Regions from separate parts of the Homo sapiens genome. Here region 2 is linked to region 1. The links are chromatin loops, found by intact Hi-C in ENCODE. Cell type or tissue: endothelial cell of umbilical vein. All regions are shown on one strand. Links, peaks and the distances in the headings refer to the core of each region. The heading gives the core; the rest is flanking DNA. Region 1 overlaps KCNQ4 (potassium voltage-gated channel subfamily Q member 4). Region 2 overlaps NFYC (nuclear transcription factor Y subunit gamma).

Region 1 (7,282 bases), core at 1,527-6,526:
AGTTACACATGGACATAAAGATGGCAACAATTGACACTGCAGACCACAAGAAGGGAGAGGGAGGGAGGGGATCAAGGGTTGAAAAATGACCTGTTGGGTACTGTGCTCCCTACCTGGGTGATAGGTTCTGTCGTATCCCAAACCTCAGCATCATGCACATCATGCAATATACCTTAGTAACAAACCAGCACATGTGTCCCCAAACCTAAAATAAAACTTGAAAAAAGAAAAGAAAAAGAAAACTAGGAACACAAAGAAGAAGAGGAGGAGGAGGAGGAGGAAGAGGAAGAGGAGATTATTAGGACACAGAGAGAGACCTCAGACCTGTGTACATAGAGAACAAGAGATAATCATGCAAAGATACCAGAAGAAGGCAGCCTCTACAATCATAGGAGAGAGGCCTCAGAATGAAACCAACCCTGCTGATAACTTGGTCTTGAATTTCCAGCCTCCAGAACTTTGACTGTGTGATCATGCACTTCTGTTGTTTAGACCTTCCAGTCCATGATATTTGCTATGCCATCCCACACAGACCAACACACCGTGGTAGCAGCTATCACGGTCCTGCTATACACAGAGGTGGGTGGTAGGGGAAGATGTGCCTCTCAGCTTCTCAGAGGGAAAACGAAACTGTTTTAACAATTGGAGCTGTCAAAAGTACGTGAAATATGGCCCAGTGCAGTGGCCACTGCACTCTGCACTCTCAAAAAAACAAAAGTACATGAAATAAATTATCTAAATAGAGAAATAACTGCATGGGTTTTTTTAGATCTACAAGAGTGTAAACATCGCAACGTATTCAGAGCACCCATCAAAGTGAGCTGAGCCCCTTGGTACAGCTTCTGAGCCTGGGCCTCCAGAGGCCTGATGGCTTCTGCTTTTGCCCTCTTGCCATATGAAGAAGTACAGTCTAATCTACTGGAGGATGAGAAGCTCCATAGAACAGAGATGAGCCGTCTTGCCTGCAGACCAACTCACACCAGATTGCAGACACGTGGGGAAGGCCCTCTTGGGCCATCTAGACCCTGTTGATGCCAGATGATTGCAAGCACATTAGTGACCCCAGGTGAGACCAGCAGAGCTGTTCAGCTGAGTTCACCCCAAATTGCTGACCCACAGAATCAAGAGTAAATAAAATAAAATAGTTGTTATTTTAAGCCATTAAGGTTTTTTGTTGGTGGTTTTTTGTTTGTTTGTTTGTTTGTTTTGGAGACAGAATCTTGCTCTGTTGCCCAGGCTGGAGTGCAGTGGCATGATCTTGGCTCACTGCAACCTCCACCTCCCGGGTACAAGCAATTCTCTGCCTCAGCCTCCTGAGTGACTGGGACTACAGGCGCACGCCACCATACCAGGCTAATTTTTGTAATTTTTAGGAGATGGGGGTCTCATCATGTTGGCCAGGCTGGTCTTGAACTCCTGGCCTCAAGTGATCCACCCACCTCGGCCTCCCAAAGTGCTGGGATTACAGGCATGAGCCACCACATCTGTCCTAAACCATTAAGTTTTAAAATAAGTTGTTACAAAGCAATAGATAAATGACACACCAAGCTAAAATTGTATCTGCTGTCAAGGCCGTATTTGATGACAGTTTGGGGACTCCCAGAGCCACCTGCAAACTCTCCTTGCTGAGCCAGGCAAATTTAGAAGATAAACAGTAGCTGTGCATTGGTTAATTGTGCATCTGTCTCCCCCAGGGGCTGGATGACCTCAGGGCTGTAACTTGTTCTCCCGTGTCTGTTCATCCTGTATATTGTGCTGAGGCAGGGTCTGGCATATAGCGGGTGCTCAATAGACATTTAACTCAATTAGTGAAATGTCATGGGACTTGTTCGGGTTACCAGCACCTCCTGCTCGGGTGACTGCAGCAGTCTCCTACCTGCTCTCCCCACACCCACACTTACTCCCTCAAATACATCTTCCATCCCAGGAAAAAAAAAAAATTCTAAAATGCAAATCTACCCCAGTGTGCTGCCTGAGAAAAATCTTTTATTGTCTCCCCACTGCTATCATGGCTAAGTCCTATCTCTTTGGAATGATTAATGAAATCCTGTAAACTTTGACCCCTAATTCTAAAGTCCCATCTTGCACCCCTCTCTCCGTTGCTGTCTGGGACCAGCCACGGGATTTCTTTCTGTTCCTTTCATCTACCACACTCACTGGTGCCTCTGGACCCTATCACATACTGTGCCTTTTCCTGGAACATCACCACCACTGCCACCACCCCAGTTCCCAGGCCTGGCTCCATCCTACCTGTCCTTCAGTACATTTGGTTGTCCATTTTGTCTGATTGAGAGATGACAAGAAGTATGGATCTACACTGATTTATGGGCAGTGGCTAATGGTTTGGCTGGATGGTCAGGGGTTCAGAAAGCACAGAACTGGAGGACTGGCCATAAGAAAAACTGGGAGAGACTAGTAGATGGACTTTCAGAAATGACACAGAATATGAAGATATTTGTATTCCAAGTAAAATCTCACCCAAAGTCATCCATGGCAGAGGCAGCTCTTGATAATTCGATGGACAAGATGGCACATTGGATGGATGTCAGCCAGCCTCTCTCCCTAGTCTCTCCAGCGCATTCTCCATATGTTTATGTACAATGTGGTCATGGTGGCCAGAATGGAGACTATTTACAGGTTCAACAACATGAACGTAACTCGTCAAGGCTGATCTGACTAATGCCACACTGTATGTCCAACCTGCCTCCAGCCAAGACAAATGCTAAGTACTTAGTATATCATCCCTCTGCAAGGGTCCACCTAGCCACTTGGTGCCAGGTCGATCCCACTGGACCCTTTCCATCATGAAGCAGGTATGTTTATCCTCATTGACATAGCCAGGATATAAGGTTCCAGGAATCCAAGGGAGCTGGTGAGAGTGGCTTCTCTCACTATGACACCAAATAATCCGCCGTATTAGTTTCCTGTGGTTACCATAACAAATTACTGTAAAATTGGTTGCTTAAAACAACAGAAATTTATTCTCTCACAGTTCTGGAGGCCAGAAGTTCAACATCAGTTTCACTGAGCCCAAATCAAGGTGTGTGCAGGGCTGTGCTCCCTTCAGAGCTCTAGGCAAGAATCCATTCCTGGACTTTTCCAGTTTCTTGTGGCTGCTGGCATTCCTTGGCTTGTGGCAGCATCACCCCAGTCCCTGTTTTTATGTTCATATCACCTTCTCCTCTTCTGTGTGACTTGATCTCCCTCTGCCACTCTCTTAAAAAGACATTTGTCACTGGATTTAGGCCCATCAGACAGTCTCGGATAATCTCCCCATATCATGATCCGTAATTTAATCACATCTGCAAAGGCCCCTTTTCCTTATAATGTAACATTTGCAGGTCCCAGAAATTAGAACTTGCTATATTTGAATGGCTATTATTCAGCCTACTCCACCCACTCACAAAACTTCTGCCTCTGGTCCCTGTAGCATTGAGCTCTGCTAGTTTGGAGGTCTTAGTTTTCAAGGGAAGGGAGGCAACATAGTTTTCATTACGTTGGAGGTTTAAACTTTAACCAGGCCATTGTGGGCTCCTCATGCCACTCAACCAGCAGGAAAAATAAAGAGTTAATACACTGGCTGCATGACTGATCTTCATTACCGAGCGGAAATTGGTTGCTGCCACACAACAGGGCAAGGAGGACTAAGTCTGGAACCCAAGGGATTCTCTAAGGCCTTTCTATAATAAGTACTTCCATGTATGATAGCAAAAGTCAATGAAAAGCTGTGACACCCACCCATGCAGGACCGCTGAGGATTCAGACCCTTCAGGAATGATTATCTGGGTCACTCCACCATATAAAGATCCCTGGCCAGGCACGGTGGCTCACGCCTGTAATCCCAGCACTTTGGGAGGACAAGGCAGGTGGATCACGAGATCAGGAGATCAAGACCATCCTGGCCAACATGGTGAAACCCCATCTCTACTAAAAATACAAAAATTAGCTGGGTGTGGTGGCACATGCCTGTAGTCCCAGCTACTTGGGAGGCTAAGGCAGGAGAATCGCTTGAACCCAGGAGGTGGAAGTTGCAGTGAGCTGAGATCGCACCGCTACATTCCAGCCTGGCAACCAAGCGAGACTCTGTCTCAAAAAAAAAAAAAAAAAAAGGTCCCTAAAAAGCTGAGGTGTTGGCTGAGGGCAAAGGAAACATGGAAGGGCAATGGAATAAGGAAATTATTCATACCAACCATGGCACTGTGACCAGAGATACCAGAAAGAGGTCGATTGCGGCTATGCGTACTTCCTTCCTTGCTTGGGATGTGTGTGCATGTGTGTGTGTGCACTGTACATATTATTTTTTCCTCCCTCCTCCTTTCTCCCATATTTTATATAAACATTGTATGTGATGATCAACTTTACTTTAGTGTTTAGTTGTAGGTGGAATTGTGCCTGAATTAGAGGAATACTTAACCCAAATATGGATTCAGTGACTAACCCCTGGAGATGGATGCATCTGTTGAACCGTGGGACGTTGTGTTTTTCCCATTTAGGGGGAGGGGACTAGAGTGTCTTCATTTGTATAAAGGACAGTTTCATCTTACTAGGTGGAAGCTACTGTCGTTATATGGCGGTTCAAGTATGTATGGATTGATGTTTGTGGAAACTGTGTGTCCAAAGGGGTGGCCCGTGCCCATGTTATTGTCTTTCAGTTCCAAGTGCAGCCTTCTAACTCTGTGATACTGGGGCTGGGACTCTGCAAACCACATCACTCCTTTGTTCGCTAGCTTTGACAATAAGGGGTACTAGGGGAAGACTGGAAGGCAAGAAAAGTGGAGACTTCTCTCTTCCTTTGCTTCCTATCCTTATCAGCAACAGCCAGGTTGCAACAGTTGATCCCAGACTTCGGCTTTTTTCCCATACTCCCAGACAAGCCTCATTGTGTCCCCTAAGAGGTACTAGCACCAGCCAGGGAGTACCTCCTTTTCAGATCTCTGAGCCCCAACACTACCGGGCTCCCTCTCCGCAAGCTTGTGGGTTCTGATAACCCCAACCTGTTTCCTATACTCTTGCAGCTCTGGGAGTGGTAACTGCTTTCTGCAGTTATTTTCTCTAGGCTATCTCAGAATCACCTAGAGAAAATTCTCTTTTGTTCTTTCAGCCCTCCTGCATCAGTGTAACCCATTACCTATAATAAATTCTTTTGCTGAAAAACTTAGTGTTGTTTCTGCCTTCCTGACTTGATCTTGACTGATGCAAACTATTAGGAAAGTGGTGGCCAATTTTACTGGTCACCATGAGAGGTCAGCCTGCCAGAAAGGAAGGCTTACAGGAAACAAGAGTCCTGACACGTTTAAGCATCTAGATCTCACTGTGCATGAAACCAAATCTATCCCCTGGACTTCTCAGTTCTCTGTGCCAATAAGTTTCTTTTTGTTTGTCTGTTTAAACCATACAGGGTTGGGTTTTTGTTGTATACAACAAAGAGTCCCGACCAATCCAAATCTCCTTGTCCCCACCCCCAAACCAGGAGCCTCACCTCACAGCCACTGAACAAAACCAAGAACAATCACCTCCTCTTGAAAACTTTAATGAAACCAATAAGTTAATAAGTTAACAAAGTGAGGTACTTGCATATCCGAGAACCGAGTTGATGGCGGAACCTCGATCGTGGAAGGAAGGAGGGCTTCTTCCCATGTCTCCTTGGTCATAGGGTAATCCCATTCTCCTGGCCCTCTCCACAGCTGTCTCTGAGTGGGTGGAGGGGTGGCTCTCTGGGGACAGTGCAGTGCAGGTGGGGTGAGCCAGGAGTGGCTCCATCCAGGGCATGACGGTCACATGCAGAGGGCATGTTGGGGCAGAGGCTGGGCACCATGGACTGAGTAAGATCCAGTCCAAGCCCTGGTGCTGGCGCATGCAGGTCCCCAGCACGAGATGCAGGCAGCGTGGCCTCGGCCCCTTGTTCCCACAGAGGGTTGCCATTGGTCCACTACCCCTCACCTTCCTGCCACCTGCATTGGCTTTGCAGAAGAGGAGCAAAGGGGTGGGGATAAGAAAGTGTTCCTGGAGTGAATGGGGGCTGACGCCTGGATGTGGCGCTGCCAATTGAAGTGAAGAAGTGGGGTGTGGAGGGAGGGGAGACAGTGCATGTGAAAGCCGGATGCGCGGTTGGTATAGCTATTACATGCATTCTTATTCTCTCTGGGAGTTAGAGTGACTAGGAAGGCACAGGCCTGGCTAGAAGTGGGCCTGGGGTCTCTCCAGTGGTGTCAGGCCTGGGCCCGAGTTGTGCTGTGGAGACACGGAGGCGGGCCCTTGGGGACAGGCAGAGGCAGTGGGTTAGGGCTCCTGGACCAGAGAGGAGGAGATCTTCTTGAAGAAGGGGAGCGGGTAAAGGTCTGGGTGGGGCCTGGAGAGCTCTCGGGTTACTTCAAAGCTCCTTCTCCTGCTCAGATGGAGTTGGGGGTCTTCCTCTTAGTGGTCGTCACCCTGCAAGGCCAGTCCACTGGCATCTGCTGCAGAGGCCCAGGAGCGGCTGAGTGGCTCTGCACTCATGTCTCCAAGTGTGTCACGTCATTGCATGTTTAAGTGTGAGAGGCTTTCTTCCTGTCTGGAGAAACTAAAAGGCTATGTTTGTGCGATCGTCCACGAAGCACTGTCTGGGAGTTTTGGGGAGGATACAGAAACCTGTGCTGACTATGAGTGGTGTCTGGAGGGCCAAGGAGGGGAGTGGCCACCCAGCAGGAGGAGGGAGCCCCTGGGAGCTGACACTTGCAAATGGGAAGAAAGGCCCAGGCATTGCCCTTAGGAGAGGGCAGGGGAGAAACAGGCCCCATGCTGGGAGGGGAAGGAGTGATAAGCCAAAGAATAGGGACAGGGTGGTGGCCAAGCAGCCTGAGACCAGCTACTGCTGGGGGCCCAGCTCCCAATGGGGGAGGGACAGAGAGACCCCATGGGGGTCCCCAAAGTTGCATATTTAACATGGTTTGCATATATGGTGTCCACCTGCCTTGTGGCAGGGTCCTGTGCTTTGTGGGTACCTGTGGGGGCACCTTGGCCCACCCCCAAGTGGGGCGGGGACTTGGCGGGAGGGCTTCCCTGCTGTGTCCGAAGGGTGGGCCAGAGACCTCACCTTGCATAGCTGGAAGCTGGGTCAGGGCCCAGGGCCCCAGCGCCCGCTCCCACTCCCGGGGCTGTGCCCCTGCCAGGTGGGCCACATAGGGCCTTGATGGAGTGGGCAGGGCACTGGGGGGCCCAGAGGCCGCGGGACGGCCGCTGCTGCTGCCCTCTGTGCGACCTGGCATCTCACGCTCCTGAGGTGGGGAAGGGGCGCTGGCACCCA
Region 2 (7,282 bases), core at 1,026-6,025, 68 kb after region 1:
AAGTATAGTTGCCAACCTCAAAAATGCCAGGGACAACAGTAGGCTTTCTGCTTAAAGCTGAGTCTGGTAAAGTGCTGCCTGCCGTGAACATTAAAATCTCTGTCTGCTAGCCACCTGGTCCCTGGCTTTAAGCAGAAAGAGGATCCTTATAAGTGTGACACCTCAGTCTGTCCACAGGGGGTGTGGGCTCAGGATTTGATATCCAGGCCATGCAAAAATCCCAAACCAAGACACTGCTATAAGAGCTGATTTGAGGCTGCTGCACTTCCACATGGCTTAGGCACATACAACTGAGAAATCATCCCTTAGGATGGCCTCCACATCCCAGGGCACAATCAGGAAAATGTGCTGAAAATAATCTCAAGGATAAATTCCATAACAGATTAGAAGCACCATACCTTAAGAGACATACCTCTCATGGGAGAATTTATACATAAAGACCTAGAGCTAATGGAGCAATCTGAAAGGAAATTTAATATAGCTAAAATCATCAAAAAGATAAAGGAAGAAGTAGCATATATAAAACAAGAATAGAAAGATATCAAACAGAAACGTAGCAGAAATGAACAGAACTATCTAGAAATTTTAGAAATGAAAACTAAAGTTACTAACATTTTTTAAAAAATCAATAAATAGGTTATCAAATATATCTGAAGAGAATTAATGAATTAGAAGCTAGAACTGAGGAAATCCTTCAGACTGAAGCACAGAATAAAGAGATTAAGCAGATGAAAGAAAAGAGACATAGAAGATTGAATGAGAAAATCTAGCATATGCATTAAGGGTTTCAAAAAGAGATACTGGAAAGAGTGACTGAACTTGCCAAAAATAATCCATGAATTTCTAGATTTAAAAGGCCCACAGACTACCTAGTAAGATATCTTAGAAAACAAAACTCTATCTAGACACCTTGTAGTCAAAGTGTAGAATATCAAGAATAAATAGAAATTCTAAAAGCCACCAGAGAGAAAAGATGGCTTATCTACAAAGGTCCAATAATTGAGTTGACAGTAAACTTCTCATCAGCAACAACAGATGCCAAGAGACAATGGAATCGTATCTTCAAAGTGCTGAGGGCAAATAATTGTGAACCTAGAATTCCATACCTTGCCAAACTGTCACTTAAATGAAAGGGCAAAATTAAGACATTTGACACATACAAGATCTTAGAAAGCTGTTCCACAGACCTTCCCAGAAAGAGAGAACAGGAACTTGGGGGAGGGGCTGGGAGTTCACAGAGATGATGGGCACAGCGCAGGGCCAGGACTCTAAGGAGGGGCTGGAGTCTCAGGGATTGGAGGGAGGCCGGGCTCTGTTTCAGACTTCTCCTCAGCACCAGCCAGACACAGGAGGCCAGCCCAGCCTGGCCCAGCTCAGGTTCTTCCCTCCTGAGTGCCAGCCTTACTGTCCTTCTGTCCCCTCTTCCTAAGCCATGGCAGTGGAACAGCACCCAAGCTGGGGAAGACACCAGCAGCCTAGCACACGAGGCCTTGAGGAAGCCATGGCCAAGTTGCTCATGTGACTGGGCACTGGGCCTCCACAGGAGGGTCCACTCCTCTTAGGAGATCAGATGCCACCTCACTGAGGCCTATAGATGGCTGGAGCTGTGGGACAAAAGCTAGGTCCCTACTCAAGAGTTGGTGGGAAGGGGACTCTCATTCTCTGTAGGAAAATAATCACAAATGGAGGGGACAAAACCCATGGGGGCTGGGCCAGCTGACACAGGAGGCTTCTAGGAGCATCTGGCTCCAGGCAACCAGCTGGTGCCCTTGGGTAATATTTTAACATGTTTGAGACCCAGTTTCTTACTTATAAAATAGGGAGAATGCCTACCTAACGAGGATGTGAAGATGAAATGAGAATCCATGAGTACCAAGCTTTAGATGTATTTTCTTTTCTTTTCTTTTCTTTTCTTTTTTTTTTTGAGACAGGGTCTCATTCTGTCACCCAAGTGATCCTCCCTGGCTCAAGCAATCCTCCTGTCTCAGCCTCCCAAGTAGCTAGGATTACAGGCACGCACCACCACACCCGATTAATTTTTGTATTTTTTATAGAGATGGGGTTTCACCATGTTGCCCAGGCTGGTCTCAAACTCCTGACCTCAAGTGATCCTCCTGCCTCCATCTCCCAAAGTGCTAGGATTACTGGCATAAGCCACCATGCCTGGCCTTAGACATATTTTCCTAGACAGAAATTTCTTAAACAATAATCTCCATTGAACACCCCTGCCTGGCATATTATCAGAGCTCAATAAAAAATTGTTAATAAGAGCTGGGCACGGTGGCTCACGCCTGTAATACCAGCACTTTGGGAGGCCAAGGTGGGCGGATCACGAGGTCAAGAGATCGAGACCATTCTGGCCAACATGGTGAAACCCCGTCTCTACTAAAAATACAAAAATTAGCTGGGCGTGGTGGCGGGCGCCTGTAGTCCCAGCTACTCAGGAGGCTGAGGCAGGAGAATCACTTGAACCCGGGAGGCGGAGGTTGCAGTGAGCTGAGATCGCGCCACTGCACTCCAGCCTGGCAACAGAGCGAGATTCCATCTGAAAAAAAAACAAACAAAAATTGTTAAGAAAAAAATGTCATGGTGAGAGCAGATGAGCAGAGGTGGGAATGTGCGCAGTGTGGCTGCAAGGATGGCTTTGTGTTCATTCACTCACTCATCAGTTACTGTTACCCCCTTGGTGCCAGGCTCTGTGCTGCACTCCAGCGGTGCAGAGATGACCCTGGACTTGAGAACTCCCTGTGAGGAAGACAGCCCAAACCAGAAAACACTAACAGAGGATAGAGGGTTTCTTTAGAGGCTAACTTGGTCTTTTGTTTGTTGTCTCTCTCCCCAACCCAACCCCTGCCCTCAACCCAATCATCAATATAAGCTCCATGGTAGCAGAGAAGTCAGACTTGTTTTAAGCTGTATTCACAATGTTTAAAACAACGTCTGACACACAGAAGGTGCCAAAGAAATAGCTGCTGAATGACTGTATATGAGCTCTAATAATAGAGGTTGTAGAAGTTCACATGGGAGCACTGAAGAGGTCTTTGCTGACTCTGGCTCAGGAATTAGAAGTTTCTCGGCAAGGGCCATTTAAATTGGGCCTTGATGGATGTATAGGAGCTCAATAAGTGAAAAGGGAAGTAAAAGGGCATTTCAGGAATTGTAGCTAGCACATTCTGAAAACATGGAGCTAAGTTCAGGGATCAGTGAGTAATTGGGTGTGACAGGAGCATAGAGTACAGGAGGTGGTGAGGGAGAGGAGAGTGAAAAGAAACAAAGCTGGGGAGATAAGAAGGACCTTGAACCAACTTGGGCTGTCAGAAAGTCCTTATTAAAATCTAACCACCTACCTTGAGGCAATACTCTGGAGAGGGTAGAGTTTCCAGCTCTCACTGTTATCCTAGGGAGGACCCTCCCTTCAAAGGGTGAGGGTCTTATCAGGAAGTGGGTTAAGAAAGGGGACAGTCATACTCCCACTAGTTCCTAGAATTGTCTACAGTTGGGATGACAGTGGGACAGGGCACCTCCCAGAGACACAGGTGAGGGCTGCATGCTGCCCCCTTGTGGCCTCCGCAGACCTGAGCTGCAAGGAAGCCAGCCAGATTGTCTGCTCCAGATTCCAGGGGTCTCCAATCTCCAAGGTCATCCTTGTGGCAAGTTCCCAACCACCAGCTGTCCCCAGACCAGACCCAACTGCTTTATTTATTTCATGTATACTCAAGGCTGGGCCAGTCAGTTCAGGAAGACTGACTAAAAGGGGATAGTTCACATTTCAATAGCCTGCTTCTTTCTTACACATATACATGTCACCTTTGGCCAGAGAGCAACTGTGTATGCACAGGGGGTCAGGAGATCAGTGTTTTGGTTTCAATTCCACCCTCAATTCATGGAGTGACCTTGGGCAAGTCACTGCACTTCACTAGCCCTCCCATGACTCCATCGCTAACACAGGGATCATGATACCTCTTCCTGTCTCCCCTGCAGGGTCACTGTGAAGATCATCGGGAGGGAGGACGGATGCTGCAAGTGCTAGGAAAAATGTTTAAAGAGTGCTCCGGATGTAAGGGGATCGTGCTGGGTATTAGATAGGGGCTCTCTTGGGCTGCGCCAAAGGGTTTGTTTACACCAGGATGGGCCCTGCTGGCAGGGCAATTTAAAGGGAAAGTGTTCAGCAGGGAAGCTGCTTGCTAATCACAACTGATCAAAACATCTCTAAAACAAGAATGGAAGTCTACAGGAAAATGGGGACCCATTCATTGGCCTGAAACTCCAATCACACTTGGGTTTTCAGGAATGAACCAAAGAGCAAACAAGGTGGGACACAGGGCACCATGAAATTAAATTGTGGAGGTTCTGCCTTTTCTCTGAGCCTGGGGCCCCTCTGCATGTTCACTTTCTCCCTCTTACATTCCCTGCACACAGGGCTAGGCACACGGCTATCAGTGAAAACTTGCTATTATATGATGTCTCGCTAAGACTGAGTTCTGGACAGCTGGAAAGGCCAGAAGACCCCCTTCAGAATAAAGTCCAGAGCTAGAATGAAGGTAACTAGATATAGAAGGAGGGAATGAATTTGGGAGTTGCGAGCAGGTTGGGGCTGACCCTGACTCACTGTTATGGGGGCCAACTTACTGACTTCTCATGGTGAACTGTCACCTGCTTTACCTACCCTGGTGACACTCCATGTCATTTTGGATAGACAGCATCATGTATCCAAAACCTTAAAGCTAAAAAAACTTTGCTTTTGAAAAAAAAAAAAAAGTTATCTGTCTTTCTTTTATAATGTGAATCCTTTACCTGGTCTCATCTCTTTTTGCTCTGGTGGCCAGGAAGCTCAGGGTCAAATAATTCTAACAAATACGTAGGTCTTTATAACCATGATATCTGTGTTCTTGTTTTCTATAATCCTGATTTCCTACTCAATTGTATTTTTCCTAATTCTAATTTGTTTTACTTTATTATTTCATTGTGTTGTTTTCATTGCAATTTTTTCTTATGGACTGAGGTAAGGCATAGTGAAGTAGATGCTGAGTATTTTATAAGCTACCATCATCAAGACAATATAGGCAACAGGATGCCCCAATCTGGAGTAAAGAGCAGAGCTGGCCAGACTTGAATCTAGGCAAAGTATTTAAGCAGATCCCAGAAATCTGGGGAATCTCCTGGGAGGAAGATCAGAGGGCAGTAATCTGAAACTACTTGTTGAAAACTAACTCATGTCTTATCCCCATGGTTTACAGTGGATATTTCATAAGATAATCATAAAAGCATCAGGTTCAGACTTGAAATCATCTAATATAAGCCCTTCCCCAATTTCCACCTCACCCACTGAGACAGTCCCAAAGACAAGGGAGGTATTTGCCCATGGGTTTAGGGCAAATACCTACATTTCCTGGCACCCAGCTCACTGTTCTTCCCACAACAGCAGCTCATTCCAGCTGGAAGGATGGCATGGTGGAGGTAAGAAAGATGGCTCATCACTGGCCTCTGTGGCCAATGAAGTGGAATGCTCTCTCTATTCTCCCTGCTTCAATTAACAGGAAGTAGGTCTTGGCTGTAGAACTCTTGGCTGACAAGGGGCCTGGGTTGTTCTCTATGGCAGATGCCATGCCTTTGTTAATGGGCATGGCCACAGCAGGTAGCTGAATGATAGCCTGTGCCAGGCAGGACTGGAAGGATTTACCCCAGGCTTTGACGGAGCCAGCTTTCTCCATGAGAGATGCCCCCTTCTTGACCCTCAACCAGGCAGGACACAGCTCAGTCTGATACACGGGTCAGAATCTAGTGAGTCCAGCAGGCAAGCATCTCTGAGCAGCAAATATATTCTGATGAAGCTCACTTTTAAGACCAGCCGAGGTAGGCCAGGCACAGTGGCTCATGCCTGTAATCCCAGTACTTTGGGAGGCTGACGTGGGAGGATCACTTGAGCCCAGGAGTTCAAGACCAGCCAGGGCAATACAGTGAAACCGTGTCTCTACAAATAAAAAATAAAAAAAATTAGCTGGGCATGGTGGTACCTGACTGTAGTCCTAGCAATTCAGGAGGCTGGGGTGGGAGGATTGCTTGAGCCCAGGAGATTGATGCTGCAGTGAGCAGTGATCACACCACTGCACTCCAGCCTGGGCAACAGAGCCAGAAAAAAAAAGATCGGCTAAGGACCTCAGTTTGAATTAGGTACACAGCATTAAGTTCCCTTAGCTTTGAACATCTCCTTCTCACAAGGGTGGCCCTCTCTCCCAGACACACAAACTGAGGGCAAATGAACCTTTCCAAGCAAAGTGGCCCCATGAATGCCCCCAGACACAGAAACCCAGACTCTAAATTATCTAAAATGAGATTTATTGCATTTCATGCAGCTTGAAGTCCATGCAAAGGAGACTAGCACAGTTTTTAATGCATTTAAAAAATAAAAGGGAGGTGGGCAGCAAACACACAAAGTCCTAGTTTCCTGGGTCCCTGGGAGAAAAGAGTGTGGCAATGAATCCACCCACTCTCCACAGGGAATAAATCTGTCTCTTAAATGCAAAGAATGTTTCCATGGCCTCTGGATGCAAATACACAGAGCTCTGGGGTCAGAGCAAGGGATGGGGAGAGGACCACGAGTGAAAAAGCAGCTACACACATTCACCTAATTCCATCTGAGGGCAGAACAACGTGGCAAGTCTTGGGGGTAGCAGCTGTTCCCAGAGTCAAGAAATACCGTACACCCCTGGGGAGATTTGCTCCTAAAAAGAAGTGGCAGTAACAAACAAAAAAAAAAGAAAAACAAAAGGAGAAATATTTCTTCAACCACACTCTTCAAGAAAATGCCATAAATATGTTATTTAATATTTTAATTTCATAGCATTGGACACACACTCAACATATTGAAATATTGATTCCTTAGAGAAAAAAATGGAAAAAAAGGAAACAAAAAATATTGCATCTTTCTGCTGGAGAATCTCGGCCCCCAGGCATGGGGTGTAGTGCACCAGTGTCCTAGCCTGCAGGAGGCGCTGAGGTCGGCCGGGTCCTCTGGGGAGGAAGGCTGTGCCCATTGCCTGGGGCTGTATGGCAAAAATTGTGTTGGGTGTCCTTGGCCTTGCCAGCTCAGGCCCTCAGTCGCCGGTCACCTGGGGGGCCTGCCCGTCGGAGGGCTGGTTGGCTGACTGGATGAACATGGGCTGGGCGAGGTCCTGGCCCGCAGGCATGGTGACTTGCTGGATCTGGTAGAGCTGCTGCGAGGGGTGGAGAGGAGAGAGTGAGGTCATCCCTGGGAGAGGGGCATGCAGCTCCCTATGGGTCT

The links. Peaks named below come from ENCODE experiments on the same cell type or tissue, not always from the same donor. Only the 100,000 strongest peaks of a DNase experiment are listed, where the experiment ranks them.
Region 2: it touches region 1 in a loop (6-fold over the local background); 85 of 110 quality-filtered maps call a loop at or near these places.

What each region holds. Positions count from the first base shown.
Region 1 is chr1:40,838,685-40,845,966 of GRCh38, reverse strand. KCNQ4 (potassium voltage-gated channel subfamily Q member 4) reads right to left here. Exons shown (of 14, transcript NM_004700.4): 14 at 5,515-7,282. Among named protein-coding and RNA genes, the nearest start is that of CITED4, 20 kb to the left of the region's middle. RefSeq lists an enhancer at 5,682-6,290. In endothelial cell of umbilical vein, for the core only: no CTCF peak of the experiment used is centred there; a DNase peak (open chromatin) is centred at 4,256; H3K27me3 peaks cover 1,707 bases.
Region 2 is chr1:40,770,641-40,777,922 of GRCh38, reverse strand. It overlaps NFYC (nuclear transcription factor Y subunit gamma), which reads right to left. Exons shown (of 10, transcript NM_014223.5): 10 at 6,320-7,214. The coding sequence ends at 7,095. Among named protein-coding and RNA genes, the nearest start is that of KCNQ4, 9.5 kb to the left of the region's middle. In endothelial cell of umbilical vein, for the core only: a CTCF peak has its summit at 3,557 (motif pointing left); no DNase peak of the experiment used is centred there.